Linked DNA regions of Homo sapiens: region 2 is linked to region 1. The links are chromatin loops, found by intact Hi-C in ENCODE. Cell type or tissue: heart left ventricle. All regions are shown on one strand.

The links. A loop is a pair of places that touch in the nucleus more often than their neighbours do. Peaks named below come from ENCODE experiments on the same cell type or tissue, not always from the same donor. Only the 100,000 strongest peaks of a DNase experiment are listed, where the experiment ranks them.
Region 2: it touches region 1 in a loop (2.8-fold over the local background); 11 of 110 quality-filtered maps call a loop at or near these places.

What each region holds. Positions count from the first base shown.
Region 1 is chr9:123,542,945-123,545,444 of GRCh38, reverse strand. The region is part of intron 13 of DENND1A (DENN domain containing 1A); the gene reads left to right. Among named protein-coding and RNA genes, the nearest start is that of MIR7150, 59 kb to the right of the region's middle. In heart left ventricle, a CTCF peak has its summit at 1,260 (motif pointing left); no DNase peak of the experiment used is centred here.
Region 2 is chr9:124,109,403-124,111,902 of GRCh38, reverse strand. No RefSeq gene overlaps it. Among named protein-coding and RNA genes, the nearest start is that of LHX2, 99 kb to the right of the region's middle. In heart left ventricle, no CTCF peak of the experiment used is centred here; a DNase peak (open chromatin) is centred at 1,392.

The sequences.
Region 1 (2,500 bases):
GCCCCCAGCACACAGTTGATGGAGGGATGGTGGATTTGTTCTGTATAGGACATTATGATATCTGTGATGATTAGAGGATACAGTTGTGTTGATTTCATCCCCACCCTCAGTTCTTGGATATATATCTTCACTGATTTTCTGTGGGGTGCGGTTGCATTCTCTGAAATATATGACTACATGACATTCAGGCTTAGGCTACCCTTCCACAAGAAAATTGAAGCCTTCTCCAGAAGACAGTGGAATGTCATGTTTACTCATGTATCCTTGGCACAGAACCTGATACATAGAAGGTGCTCAGTAGGATGTGAATGAATGAAGTTGTCATAGTTCTTTTTTTTTTTCTTTTTGAGACGGAGTCTTGCTCTGTCGCCCAGGCTGGAGTACAGTGGCGCGATCTCAGCTCACTGCAAGCTCCACCTCCCGGGTTCACGCCATTCTCCTGCCTCAGCCTCCCAAGTAGCTAGGACTACAGGCGCCCGCCACCACGACCGGCTAATTTTTTGTGTTTTTAGTAGAGACGGGGTTTCACCGTGTTAGCCAGGATGGTCTTGATCTCCTGACCTGGTGATCCGCCCACCTTGGCTTCCCAAAGTGCTGGGATTACAGGCGTGAGCCACCACGCCTGGCACATAGTTCTTATTTATAATGTCCTTAGTTGTTTGGAAGCTATAAAACAGCTTCGTTAAATAAATCATTAAGACCTGAAGTCTTAAGGAAAAGAAAAGAACAGCATTTGTTATATGCTAGGCTCTTTATATATATTCCCCTTTTTACAGCCCCCCTGTGGAGAGCATGCACAGCCCCATTTTACTGATGAGAAACTGAGGCTAGGAAAGATTGTCACTTTTTAAGAAGTGGCAGAGACAGGATTGGCCCCTCCATCTGCCTGGTTCTGGTGACCATGCTCTTTTCTCTGACTGCACTCCACAATGGTGATTACCATGTGGTTCATATTACATGTGATTTGAGGGCATTTCAGAAGAAAACTGAGTTGGTTCCCTCTTAGGAGTCAATTTCTCTAATCTATACAAGTGTTTCTTGACAAATACAGGTTAAACTAACAACCTTTATAAACTATTTTGCAAGGGGTAATGTCAAAATTTTATATATCTTTTTTAAAACATTCCTTTAATAGATAATTTTAATTGGCTAATATTTTGTTGTTTAAATATTTGATATTTGTAGTGATAATTGGATGAAAACTTAAAACGCTGGGAAGTGTAGCCCTTCCTCCTCTTTTCCTGGGCTGACACCTAGTGGCTAGCTTTCTCACAGCAGTGTTAATCCATATTTCTTGTTGGTTGTTTTTCAGTTGATGTTAGGATTTTACAAAAGCAAATTATTGACAATCATGATAAAAGCCACATTCATATAAGGTTTATTTATTAGGGATTGTATTAACAATGGAATTTTGATTTATAGTGAATTTGAAGTCTATTATAGTCAAGCCTTGTTAGCACAACATGGAACAAGCATTTGAAATCTTACAATAGTGGTCCCCACCGCAGACCTGACCAGGGCACTGACTTGCACACACACTGACAAATAAGACCTGGTCACTGTTAAAGACAGTGAGAGGCAGAGAAGGAAAGGAAGCAGAGAGTTGCAGTAAGGGGTGGGAACTGCTATAGTAGAATGTGCAAGCTGGGAGACATTTCAGCACAGGGCTAATCACTGCAGATTGGGTGCTGCGGGGAAGCTTCCCAGGGACGGATGTGTCTGGAATAAGGCCTTACCGGAGGAATAGGAGCTCCCCAGGAGCAGGGGGCAGGAAGTAGCACATGCAGAGGCAAGCGGCCTTGACAGCATGTGGCACGGTCGGGTACTGTGAGTGCCCCTGTGGCTGGAGCAGGGACAGAAGGAGCGTGGCTGAGGACGAAGCAGAGGAGTGGTCAGTTTCCAGGCCATAAGAGACTGTGTTGGCCTCTACAGGATTCAGCACTAATGTCATAAGCCAGCATTTCCAGAACCCTGTTCCTTGAACTATTAGACCCAAAGATATTGATATATTTTCTGATCCCATAGAATTTGGAATTGTTACACTTTACATCTACTGTAACTTTTTAAATACATTAACAATGTACACTACTGAAGCCCAGCTGTAGAGAAATCTGGATCACTTTGTTTAACCCAGCATTTTTCAGACCTTTTCCACAAAATACATATCAGCATTCCATGCATCTAGTACTCCTCACAGCAGTTTACGAAGCACTGCTAGAGCTAATGGCTGATGGTTAATTTTTCTTGCTCTGAGACCATGGAATTAGGATACCAGCTGGGTTCATTTTTACCCGTTCCATGACTGGGAATCTCAAAAACAGGAAAGCACATTGTTTTTCCAAAGCATTTCTTGTCTGGCCAGACAGAGGTTTGGGGCCAACAGGTGGTCCTGAGACGCAGAGCTGAGCCGCCATTCGGCTTTCCCAGCTCAGGACGGCAGGCTGCTCTACTTGGTCCTCTAGGTCCAGCAGCTTAATCAGTGTGTCAGTCAGGATCTAAG
Region 2 (2,500 bases), 570 kb before region 1:
GCCTTGGTTAAGTCCTTTCCCCTATCTGGGTCTTCACATGTCAGAATGGGATGATGTAACCACCTCAAGGCAGTAATAAGGTTGTAATAAAGACTAAATGAGAAAATGGGTGGAAATGGCCAAGCACCATGCTTGGCTCTTAGTAAAGGTTCTAAAAATGGATAGTGATTTTTTAGGTAGTTCCATATTTTCTGTGGGAAAAAATATAAATTCTTTAGTTTACAATTCAAGGATCTTCTAAATGGGGCCTCAGCCCCACTCTTCAGATCCATCTTGCCCACAGCAGGGGGTGGGCTCGGCAGTGAGCCCAGGGAGCAGGTGCTGTTAGACATCAATTGGGCTGCTCCCCTGGAGGAGGGGGATGGAGGCCACTGATGCCCCATAACCTGTACTGCTCCGAAAGGGCTCCAGGATGGGTGACCAGAGCCTATGGGTGGAGACCTCTCTGGCTCCATCTTAGGTGGCCTGTGTGACACCTCCTCCTCTTTCTCAGCTAGGGCTGCCACCATCTCCCCCAACCAAAGTCTTGGCCATGCTTTGAAGGCAGGCATGTGGCTGGAAGTGAACAAGACACTCAATTTTCCAGTTTCCCACTCCCAGTACTGACAGAGGCCTACAAATCAGCCCATCACTGGACTTGGCTCAATATCACTTGTGTTTGATTATTGTCCTAGAGTGATCCTGGGTGGATTCCTCACCCTGCTGAGAATGTGAGGTGGGACGACTTTGAAGATGTGTGGAGACAGCATGGAAGAAGAGCTAGATCACTAGCCAGATAATTCCAGATTCAAGTTCCAGCTCTACTGCCACGTGCACTTGGACAAGATGCTCTGTATCACCGATCTTCAGTCTCTGAATCTGCAAAATGGGTGGATTAGTCCACTTTCATGCTGCTAATAAAGACATACCAGATACTGGGTAATTTATAAAAGAAAGCGGTTTAATGGACTCACAGTTCCACATGGGTGCGGAGGCCTCACAATTATGGCGGAAGGCAAGAGAGAGCAAAGCGACGTCTTACGTGGTGGCAGGCAAAGAGAGAGAGCTTGTATAGGGGAACTCCCCTTTATAAAACCGTCAGATCTCGTGAGACTCATTCGCTATCATGAGAACAGCACGAGAAAGACCTGCCACCATGATTCAATTACCTCCCATTGGGTCCCTCCCATGACACATGGGAATTATGGGAGCTACAATTCAAGATGAGATTTGAGTGGGGACACAGCCAAACCATATCAATGGGGTAAAGGATGCCTATGTTGCAAATTCATTGGGCACACTAAATGATATGATATATGCACAGCATTGGAATGGTGCCTGGCATACAGCAGACAAGCTTGATCAGTGTCTGCCTCTACCAGCAGTTAGCACTAGCACCCAGGACAGCTCCCCGGTCCCTGCCTGGATGCTGTCCGCGGTGCTGATAAAGGATTACAATCTCTACCATTCTTCCCCGTGTCTCCAAGTTCATCGGCCTCTGTGACGTTCTCAGACGTCTCCGAGATCAAGGGGGGTGGTGTGCATGCTACTTTCACAATTTTCTCTTAGACATTTGTCAATAAGCTCAAAATACAGTTGTAGAATGAAGGCTATCCTTCCTGTGGTGGTAGATTTGTTCATTTTCCTCCTGTATATTTCATTGAATGCCCTTTGTGTTGGGTCCAAGAGACTGAGCTCAGTAAGTATAGTTATATTAAAAACAAGGACAAAACACAGTGATATTTATTGACCACTGATTGTTAACCAAGCCCTCCCATCACTCCAGTCTCATAAACCATTGTCCAGAAATCTAAGTATTGTCAACAGCACATGAAACATTCTTGCTGCCTCTTCTTCCTCTTCATTTCTGGTAATCTGTAGCAGGAAGGGATGGGATAAGCAGCAGGGTTCCTACATCTCTCAGCTCCTACCCATTACTCCAGGCAGGGAGGTGGTTAGAGCTGCCGTGATTCTCAGCACATCTTCCAGCAGGATGAGTCAGGACGCACACAGAAGAAAACGAGCATGGAACTTAGAGTTGGATTTGAATCCCAGTTGGACTTGAATTCCTGCATTTGTATCCCAGCTCTGTCACTCACTAGTTCAGTGACTTCAGCAACTTCTTTTGAGACAGAGTCTTGCTGTGTCACGCAGGCTGGAGTGCAATGGTGCGATCTCGGCTCACTGCAACCTCCGCCTCCTGGGTTCAAGCAATTCTCCTGCCTCAGCCTCCCAAGTAACTGGGATTACAGGTGCATGCCACCATGCCCAGCTAATTTTCTTGTATTTTAGTAGAGACAGGGTTTCACCGTGTTTCCCAGGCTGGTTTCAAACTCCTGAGCTCAGGCAATCCACCTGCCTCGTCCTCCCGAAATGCTAGGATCACAGGTGTGAGACATCGCGCCTGGCCAAGCCTCAGTTTTCTCACCTACACAGTGAGGTTAATAACTGTACCTCATCTATAGGGCTATCAGGAGAACCAAAGGAGGGGTTGCTCCTACAGTGTCAACAATATCCCAGT